Linked DNA regions of Homo sapiens: region 2 is linked to region 1. The links are chromatin loops, found by intact Hi-C in ENCODE. Cell type or tissue: heart right ventricle. All regions are shown on one strand. Each heading gives the region's core, and the rest is flanking DNA. Links, peaks and the distances in the headings are about the cores only.

Evidence for each region. Hi-C counts contacts between places; a loop is a spot of excess contacts. Peaks named below come from ENCODE experiments on the same cell type or tissue, not always from the same donor. Only the 100,000 strongest peaks of a DNase experiment are listed, where the experiment ranks them.
Region 2: it touches region 1 in a loop (5-fold over the local background); 30 of 110 quality-filtered maps call a loop at or near these places.

Annotation. Positions count from the first base shown.
Region 1 is chr18:11,300,001-11,305,389 of GRCh38, forward strand. No RefSeq gene overlaps it. Among named protein-coding and RNA genes, the nearest start is that of LINC01928, 150 kb to the right of the region's middle. In heart right ventricle, for the core only: no CTCF peak of the experiment used is centred there; no DNase peak of the experiment used is centred there.
Region 2 is chr18:11,391,249-11,396,637 of GRCh38, forward strand. The region is part of intron 1 of LOC107985173 (a long non-coding RNA gene); the gene reads right to left. The region is part of intron 1 of LOC124904250 (a long non-coding RNA gene); the gene reads right to left. It overlaps LOC105371995 (a long non-coding RNA gene), which reads right to left and starts at 527. Exons shown (of 2, transcript NR_188006.1): 1 at 438-527. In heart right ventricle, for the core only: no CTCF peak of the experiment used is centred there; a DNase peak (open chromatin) is centred at 2,493.

The DNA of each region.
Region 1 (5,389 bases), core at 55-5,054:
CTTTTCTCCATATTCTCACCAGCATTTGTTATTGCTTCTCTTTTGAATAACTGACATTTTAACTGGGAGAAGATGGTATCTCATTATAGTTTTGATTTGCATATCTCTGATGAGCAGTGATGTTGAGCACCTTTTCATATGCCTGTTTACCATTTGTATATTTTCTTTTAAGAAATGTCTATTCAAATATTTTGACCATTTTTTAATCAGACCAGATTTTTTCCTATAGAGTTGTTTGAGCTCCTCACTATTCTGGTTACTAATCCATTGTCAGATGGATAGTTTGCACATATTTTCTCCCATCCTGTGGGTTGTCCTTTCCCTTTGTTGATTGTTTCCATCGCTGTGTAGAAGCTTTTTAACTTGACTTGATTCCATTTGTCCATTTTTGCTTTGGTTGCCAGTGCTTGTGGTGTATTACTCAAGAAATTTTTGCCCAGACCAATGACCTGGAGAGTTTCCCTAAGGCTTTATTGCAGTGGTTTCATAGTTTAAGGCCTTAGATTTAAGTCTTTAAATGATTTTTATTTGATTTTTTTATATGGCAAGCCATAGGGGTTGCCATGTCCATAATCCCCACTTGTCCTCCACTTACTGCGAGTTGGAGGTAATTGAATCATGGGGGCGATTTCTCCCATGCTGTTCTCATGATAGCAAGTAAGCTCTCACCATATATGGTGGTTTTATAAGGGGCTCTTCCCCCTTCCCTCACCACTCTCTCTTGCCTGCTGCCATGTAAGAAGTGCCTCTTCTGCTTCTACCATGATTGTAAGTTCCCCAAGGCCTCCCAAGCCCTGCAGAACTGAGAGTCAATTAAACCTCTTTTCTTTATAAATTACCCAATCTTGGGTATGTCTTTATAGCAGTATGAAAATGGACTAATACAGGGGAGAAGTTTCATTCTCTTTCATTCTTCATTCATTCATCCATTCTTGCATATGGGTATCCAGTTTTCTTAGCACCATTTATCGAAGAGGCTGTCTTTCCCCAGTGTATGTTCTAGGAACCTTTGTCAAAAATGGGTTCACTGTAGATTTATGGATTTTTTTCCGTGTTCTCTATTCTGTTTCATTCATCTATGTGTCTGTTTTTATGTCAGTACCATGCTGTTTTGGTTACTATAGCTCTGCAGTATAATTGGAAGTCAGGTAAAGTGATTCCTCCTGTTTTGTTCTTTTTGCTCAGGATAGGTTTGGCTATTCGGGATCTTTTGTGGTTCCATATAAATTTTAGGATTGTTTTTTCTATTTCTGTGAAGAATGTCATTGGTATTCTGATAGAGAGTGTATTGATTTTGTAGATTGCTTTGGGTAGTATGGACATTTTAAAAATATTTGTTCTTCCAATCAATGAACATGGAATATCTTTTCATTTTTTGGTGTCCTCTTCAATTTATTTTATCAGTGTTTTATAGTTTTTTTTGTAGAGATCTTTCCTTTCTTTGGTTAACTTATTTCTTAGGTATTTAATTTTATTTGTGTCTATTGTAAATGGAATTACTTCTTTTATTTCTTTTTCAGATTGTTCACTCTTGGTGTCTAGACATGCTACTGATTGTTGTATGTTGATTTGGTATCCTGCAACTTACTGAATTTATTTATGAGTTCTAATAGTTTTCTTGGTGTAGTCTTTAGGTTTTCTCAAATATGAGATTATGTCATCTGCAAACAAGGATAACTTGACTTCTTCCTTTCCAGTGCAGATATCCTTTATTTCTTTCTTTCTCTTGTCTGATTGCTCTAGCTATGATTTCCAGTACCATGTTGAATTAACAGTGGTGAAAGTGGGCATCCTTGTCATGTTACAGATCTTAGAGGAAAGGCTTTCGGTTTTTCCCCATTCAATATGATACTAGCTGTGGGTCTGTAAAGTATGGCTTTTATTAAGTTGAGGTATGTTCCTTCTATAACCAGTTTTTTGTGGATTTTTATCATAATGTGATGGTGGATTTTCTCAATTGCTTTTTCAGCATCAGTTGAAATGATCATTTTTTTTGTCATTTATTCTGTTGATGTGATGTATCACATTGACTGAATTAGATATGTTGAACCATCCATCCTTGGATCCCAGGGATAAATCCCACTTGTCATGATGAATGATCATTATAATGTATTTTTGAATTTAGTTTGCTAGTATTTTATTGTGGATTTTTGCACCAATATTCATCAGAGGAATTGGCCTATAGTTTTTTATTTTAATATGTCTTTGTCTGGCTTTGGTATCAGGTAATACTGGCCTCATAGAATGAGTTTGAAAGTATTCCCTCCTCCTCTATTTTTAAGAATAGTTTGAGTAGGATTGGTGTCAATACTTCTTTAAAAGTTTGATAGAATTCAGCAGGGAAGCCACTGGGTCCCAAGCTTTTCTTAACTGGGAGAATTTTTATTATAGCTTCTATCTCGTTACTTGTTATTGGTATGTCCAAGTTTGGATTTCTTCATGTTTCAGTCTCGGTAGGTTATACATGTCTAGGAATTTATTTCCTCTACATTTTCCAACTTGTTGCTCATAGTAGCTACTAATGATCCTTCAAATTTCTGTGGTGTCAGTTGTAATGTCTCCTTTTTCATCTCTGATTTTATTTATTTAGGTCTTGTCTCCTTTTTTCACTAGTCTGGCTAAATGTTTGTCAACTGTCTTTTCAAACTCAAACATTTTGTTTTATTACTCTTTGATATTGTTTTATTTCATATTCATTTATTTCTCCTCTAATCTTTATTATTTCTTTAATTCTACTAATTTGGGATTTAGTTTGCTCTTGCTTTTCTAGTTCTTTCTTTTTTTTTTTTTTTTTTGAGACAGGGTTTTCCTCTGTGGCCTAGGCTGCACTGTCATGATGTAATTACAGCCCACTGCAGCCTTGCGCTTCTGAGCTCAAGAAACCTTCCCATGGCAGCCTAGGCAGACACGCATTCTGGGTGCAAGCCAGGGACTCCAGGACACCCCGGGGCCCAGCACAGGGGCTGCCCGGAAGGCACTGGCCTCCACAGGAAAACCCCAGCCCCCTCCTCGGCCTCACTGCTTTTATCCTGGGCTGCCTCAATGACCCCCTGCAAGCCTGGCTTCCTGTCCCTGTGCCCCTGGGGAGTTCTTGCCCCTTTGGGGTGCCTCCCATTGGGGAGACACGCACCCTGCGTGCAAGCCAGGACTCCACAACACCCCCGGGCAGGCACAGGGGCTGCCAAGGAGGCACTGACCTCCACGGGACGACCCCAGCCTCCTCCTCGGCCTCACCGCTTTTTTTCCCCGGCTGCCTCAATGTCCCCTTGCAAGCCTGGCCTCCTGTCTCTGTGCCCCTGGGGACTTCTTGCCGCTTTGGGGTGCCCCCTGTGGGGGAGACACGCACCCTGGGTCCAAGCTAGGGCATTTTTTGTAGAGATGGGGTTTCGCCATGTTGCCCAGGCTGGTCTCAAACTCTTCGACTCAAGCAATCTACCTGCCTTAGCCTCCCAGAATGACTTCTCCAGTTCTTTAAGATGCATCATTAGGTTATTTATTTGAATTTTTCTTTTTTTTCGATGTAGGCACTTAATGCTATAAATTTCCCTTTTAGTACAGCTTTCACTGTATCCCATAAGTTTTGGTATGTTGTGTTTTCATCATCATTTGTTTCAAGAAAATTGTCAGTTTCCTTCTTAATATCTTCATTGATACAATGGTCATTCAGAAGCATGTTGTTTAATTTTCATGTGTTTGTATAGGTTCCAAAATTTCTTATTGATTTCTAGTTTCATTCCATTGTGGTTGGAGAAGATGCTTGATATTATTTTAATTTTTTTAATGTTTTAAGTCTTGTTTTGTGACCGAACGTGTGGTCTATCCTTGAGAATGATTCATGTGCTGAGGAGACAAATTTGTATTCTGTAACCATTGGATTAAATGTTCTTTAAATATTTAATTAGGTCCATTTGATCTGTGTTGCAAATTAAGTCCAATGTTTCTTTGTTGCTTTTCTGTCTTAAAGATCTGTCCAATGCTGAAAGTGAGCCGTTGAAATCTCCAGCTACTATTGTATTGGGGCCTATCTCTCTCTTTAGCTCTAATAATATTTCCCTTATATATCTGGGTGCTCCAGTGTTGGGTGCATATATATTAACAATTGTTATATCCTCTTGCTGAATCAACCCCTTTATCATTATATAATGACCTTCTTTGTCTCTTCTTACAGCTTTTATCTTGAAATCTATTTTGTCTAAGAATAGCTATTCTTGCTCTTTTTTTGGTTTCAGTTGACATGAAATATCTATTTTCATCCCTTTATTTCCAGTCTTTGTGTATTTTTACAGGTGAAATGTGTTTCTTACAGGTAACAGATCACTGGTTCTTGCTTTTTTATCCACTCAGCTACTCTGTGTCTTTTGATTGGAGAGTTTAGTCTTTTTACATTCAACGTTACTATTGATAAGTAAGGACTTACTCTTGCCATTTGGTTATTTGCCTTCTGATTTTTTTTTTTTTTTGGTGATTTTTTTCTCTTCTTTCTTACTTTCTGTCTTCATTTTAGTGAAAGTGATTTTCTCTGGCAGTATAATTTAATTTATTGCTTTTTAAAATTGTATTTTGTGTGTATCCATTGTATATTTCCCAATTTCAGGTTACCACAAGGTTTGTAAATACTATCGTATAATCCATTATTTTAAATCTGTGACTGCTTAACCCTAACTGCATAAACAAACAAATGAACAACGAAAAGAAAACTAACAAAAATTCTACACTTTAACTCCATCTTCCTGCTTTTTAATTTTTTGTTGTTATTGTGTCTTATTGTACTGTCTATGTCTTGAAGTTGTAGTTATGTTTTTGATTGATTCATCATTTAAGTGAAGAGCAGTTTACACTCCACAATTGCAATGTTATACTATTCTGTGTTTTTCTGCGTGCTTACTATTACTAGTGAGTTTTGGACCTTCAGATAATTTCTTCTTGCTCATTAACATCATTTTGTTTCAGATTAAAGAACGTCCTTTAGCATTTCTTATACAACAAGCCTCACAACTCTACCCAGTGTTCCTACTGTGGATAAGCTGGTATCCAAGATACAAGACAAAGCCGTCTTTATTCTTTGCTCCCCTCTCCTCAAGTAGAAGGAAGGAGTCACTTTTGTTGCTGTGAGTTGTGCTGTCTGGGGTTGGGGGAGGGGTGGGTTAAGCATTTCCTTAGCAACCCCACTGGTGTCTTTCTAGGTCACATGCCACCTTAGTCCACTGGCTCTAAGCCCTATCCAGTGCTAGCGGTTGCCTAAGAACTGCAGTTGTGTCCTAGACTGCCTTTCAAATTTACCTAGGACCCTAGAGCACTTGGCCCATGGTGGCGAGGTTTGCTGAGAAACTCAAGTTGTGACCACTGTGATAGGCAATTCTCCTCGGGTTAGTCTGGTCCAAATGTTCCC
Region 2 (5,389 bases), core at 173-5,172, 91 kb after region 1:
TTCTTGAACTCATTTTTTTTTTGCAGGTGAATTTCAACTTGAGCAAGCTAAAGCAGAAAAATATGCATGTAAACACCACAAACTAAATTTCTTGATGTGAAGGCTATCTACTTAAAATAACTTCACATGAAAGTAATGAATTCACTCTCACAGTGGACAGAACAGATCAAGTTTGAGAGGGAAGACAAAAATTTCTTGGGATGCACTCCCCGTTGAGAGAACCTGTCAGATGATGGATTTTAGTAAATACCAAGAAAAAGCCCTGGGAGACAAAGCAACATGGCTTCCAGATACCAACAGCACAACCATTGCCTGTAACTCCTTCTGTACTTTCTTAGAGAGCTCCATAAAACAATATATTCATCAATGCAGGCATATTTACATTGCAGAAAACTCAACTTAGACTGGATTAAATAATTATGTATTGGTTCACGTACCTGGAAGTCCAATTGAGGAATAAAGTACAAGTTTTCTTGACCCAGATGCTAAGAGATGCTGTCTCGTCACTATGTCTTTTGCAGATTACTAATTCTATGTTGGCTGCAGGAACAGCTCATGCTTAGGTCACGGGCCGCTGGTGCACAGTTATCTTTTATGTTAATTGACACAAACCGAAAGGAAACACCCCAAAGCTAAGGATCAGCTTTCTCCTAAGTACAAGAGCTGACTAGGGAGAAATGGATACACAACGACTATCTAGGTACTATTTGAAAGAGTACTCATTTTAATGAGAGAGAATTTAATTCAAACTGTCCCCATTAATCAGGGAATAAACCTATGAAGAATAAAGATCCATTTACACTGCATTGGAACAGGCAAGGATAAAATTACCTTCTCTCTAAGATGTGTGGACAGAAAAGGTAAATCTTAGAACCCATGTCAGTTTGGCTGCATGTGACAGAACAATGCAAAATACCAGGATTAAGCAACATAGAAGTTTATTTTCCTTTCACATAAAAGAATCCAGAAAAAATCTGGTCTGGTGACGCTATGGTTTTAAAAAAGGAAACAAAAAATAATCAAGGGCTTCCAGTTCCTATTGTTCTGCTCTTCAGTGCCGGCTTCCATCTTCAATAGATTATCTCATCGTTAAAAGTATCTGTCTTTCAAAAGCTCTAGCCCGTCATTACTTCTACATTTCATTTCAAACAAAGACAAAGAAAAGCCAGAAGGGTGCCGCCTTACTCCCGCAAAGAGCCTTCTTGGAAGTCCTAAGGCAACACTTATGCTTGCATCTGATTGGCCAGAAATGTGTCACATGACCATATCTAGGTGAAAGAAAACTGCTGGGCTATGCAGTCTTTCAGCAGCATACCTTGCCCAGGCATCCACTCTCGTACAAAGGACACAAGGAAGAATACCAGAAACTACTGATTCTCTTATTCTCAGAACCTATGGAAGTGACCTAGAATAGCCAAGACAAATTGAAAAACAAGAATAAGTTTGGAGGACTTATGCAATTGGTTTTAAAAAATTACAGCAAACTAAACTAATCAAAAGAGTGTAGTATTGGCACAATATACACATCAATGGAACAGAACAGAGTATACAAAAACCGATGCAAACATACATAGTCAGTTGGCTTTTGGTAAAGATTCCAAGAAAATTCAATGAGAACAAAACAGTCCTTTTAAAGAATGCTTGCTGTAATAATTGGGTAACAGTTTGGGAGGAAAAATTAAGCTCAACCATTGCCTCACAATATACATAAAACATTAATACAAAAAGGTGTTATAGTTCTAAATGTATGAGCTAAAACTCTAAAACTTCTAGAAGAAAACAGAAGAAAATCAGTGTGGCATAAGGAGTCCTTGAAAAGAAGAGAAAACTCAGAAATCATGTTAGAAAAATATGGTAGAGAGGACTAGTTTGCAGCTCTGGACAGAGTAGCATGCAGAGGCTTGCATTGTGAATTTTAGCTCCAGATGGACTGCAAGAACAAATCAGCAATTCTCAGAGGACCTGCAGGCTCTCTGAAAGAAGCAGACAGCTCCTTGCAGGACACCCCAAATACTGTGAGTGCCCCAGGTGCAGAGGTGGGAAAGGGAGACCCTCCTCCCCCGAACACACCCCACCAACTAGAGAAGCTGAAGGTCTGTTTGCGGGAGAAGTTTTGGACTTGACCCGGAGCTGAGTCAAGTTAGAGAGCCAGTGAAATACAGGGGTAGGACAAAGCAGCAGAAAGGCCCTGGGAGCTCGCTCGGTCCCCAGCAGCCCATTCCTGCCTGGCACCACAAGGATCCATTGGGAAGGTGGGCAGAGGAGCAGGGGGTAAAACTCCACAGGGAGAAGGAATTCTCTCCCTTAACTTTGTAACAATTTGAACCCAGTGAGAAACCTCCTGGCCAGAACTCAGGGAGGGCAGGAATTCACAGGCAGGGGAAGAACCAAGCCCTTTTCTCTCACAGCTGGGAGGCGGATAGCTTCAGGCAAATTTTCAAGTCCTTCTCACCCTCTTCCTGGAAACAGACTTTGGGCTGTCGTGTGGGGTGTGGTGGGAGAGAGACCCGGCCCTTCAGTTTGTGTGGGAGCTGGCTGAGGCCCGTTACTGCTGGCTTTCCTCCACTTCCAACCTGCAGGACTCAGCAGAGGCAGCCATAATCCTCCTAGTTACACAATTCCAGTGTTGCTGGTGAGGCAAAATGGTGCATTCACTTCAGAAAATAATTAAAAAGAGGTAAAACTGACACTGACTGAAACCGCATACAGTAAGATTTTCTGTTGCTTTAAAACTGGCAGATAAATCACAATATCCTGAATTGTAGAACTGCAAAATTCGATCTATAAAAATTTGTCAAGAGATATAATTACTGTAAATAAAAATTCACAACAGGAGAAGTGAGTCTGTCAAATTTGATGGCAGAAAATATTCCTTAAAGGAATCAAATCTGTGTGTTAAATATAAAAGTTAATTCCAATGAGAAAATTACATGGAAATATGGAAGCTATTTAACTGTGCCATATAAAACACTGACCCATAACTTAGTTTGACATTATGGGATCTGTTTCAGAAGCCACAAGCTTGATGAACAATGTCTCAGTGTTGCCATAATTATAATTTTTTAAGTTTGTATTTTAAAATCTTCCATGTCAAAATGTCGAAGGTCACAATGGCCTGAGACCATGAATTTCCTTTCCCGTTACTGTGTCAGTGGGCGCACCACCTGAGCCACCCGTGGCCTTCCTTTCACAAGGAAAAGGAAGACATCAGCGTCTCCAGGTGCTCCTCTCAGCGTGACAGGAAGAATGGCAATCACTAAAGAAAACCAAAGAAAATGCATATATAACTGGATCTAAAGAACTCTTTCAAACAACATTATCTCCTCTCACAAGTTATTTTACCAAACGATGCTGCAGTGCAAACTGCAGAGCCCAGCAGTGCGGGTGAACATTCCGGTTTCTCTGTTCAACGTTACCTGTCCAGCACCAGACCCTTGCTGGGTCTTAGTGCAATGACACCAAGGATCACACCTGAAATTATTCGAGAGACAAAACCTAGAGGGAAAGGAAATTGTAGAAAGATTGCATTATTTACAAAGTTAAACCATTTTCTGGAATGTGTCCAAAATGGCTGTTATTGGGCAGGGAGACCTTGAGGGCTGTGATCAACCCATTTGGTTCTGCCCCATGTAAATAATACGGCAACTCATTCTGCCTATACCGATGATAATGAATTGCAAAAATGTACAATTGTGTACTTGCTGGAATTCATGATTCTTTAATCACTAAAAAACAGATATCAAATGTTACTTGCAAAAACCCAATAAAATATTTCTAATTGCATTGTTGCATTTAGTATCAATTCTCTCATTATGTACTACTGCTCAGTAGGTAATTAGAAATGCAATGCACTTATCTCCACCTATTTTTATTTCATCCTTATTTTTACAGCCTCATCTTTTCACATAACCCTGGCTGAAATAAAACGTGTACATTCAGCAGTCTCAAAGCAGGATAATTGCAGTGCTCTCTCTGTTCTTCATCATTCTCCCTTCAAGAAACTCAGTCAACTATTTTCTTCTAGAACCCTTCCTAACCAAAACAATCAAGAAAATGAGTTTTCATCTCTCAGTGTGAATCAACCACTCAAATGGTTTTACAAGTCGACCTCATGAGTGTAGGACTGTACCATTCATAGACACAAACTGTCTCCTTGTGGGCTGTCCTCATCGCCTGATGCCCGGCCCTGCTTTCCATCTGGCCATCATAGTCTGGATAATCCCTTCTTCCTTTTTCAGATCTCCTTTTTTGCTCCTGTTAGACAAATCTCCTTGCTGCCCAACTGAATCTACCCTTTGTTCTGAATGGAAAACTATTCTAAAAAACAGCAATGAATACGAAAAGTGATCCATCTGCAAAGGAGCAGGATAAAAGAAGTTCTGATCCTTGACAATAGTCCCCTGTATAGGAAATTTCCAATAATTATACCATCAATACACAACACCAAGAAACATCAGTGAGTCTTTTTCATTTCCCATTTGACAGTAGAAAGTGATTGAGTCTATAATAAATGAGTCTATAAATACTAGTTAATATCAATAATGAATGAATAAAACACTGGAGGGAAAAAGACTTACGCCATTTCAAAACTCGCTTAGCCAAAATGTGATCGAAGATAATCCACCATACTGGGTATATGCACACCATAGAATACTGTGCAGCCGTAAAAAGGGAAAGAGATCATGTCATTTGCAACAACATGAATGCAGCTGGACATTATCCTAAATGAAGTAATGCAAGAACAGCAAACCAAATACGATGTCTTCTCACACACAAGTGGGAGCTAAACATTGGATACTCATGGACATAAAGATGGCAGCAGTAGACACTGGGGACTACTAGAGGAGGGAGAGGAGAAAGGGCTGAAAAACAAACTGTTGGGTATATACTCAGTACCTAGGTGACAGGCTCATTCACACCCCAAACCTCAGCATCGCACAATATACCCCGATAATAAGCCTGTATATGTAGCCCCTGAATCTGAAATAAAAGTTGAAGGGAAAAAAAAGAATACACTATGCTGAAATAAAAAACAAGTAACAAACGCTTAATAACTACTAGGTCAAATACGACATTTAAACAATGAAATGATGGACTAATCAGAAATTAATGACAGTAGAGTTCACAAAATGTGGCCTCCGTAATTTTTGATTTGGGAAAAATGTTGCCTTTTTATTGTCTAATATATCATTAATTTAAAAAATATATTCGATGAACAACGGGAGAGTCATTTTTGTGTACAGGATAGAAGTTCATATGCATTTATTAGAATAGCTTATATAATTTAGCAAATTATTTGTATTTTATTAAAATTTAGTAATTTAGTAAATTTTCAAATCCTCTGTTTTCTGTATCACCATGCTGAGAGAGCTATTTTAAAGTTTCCCAA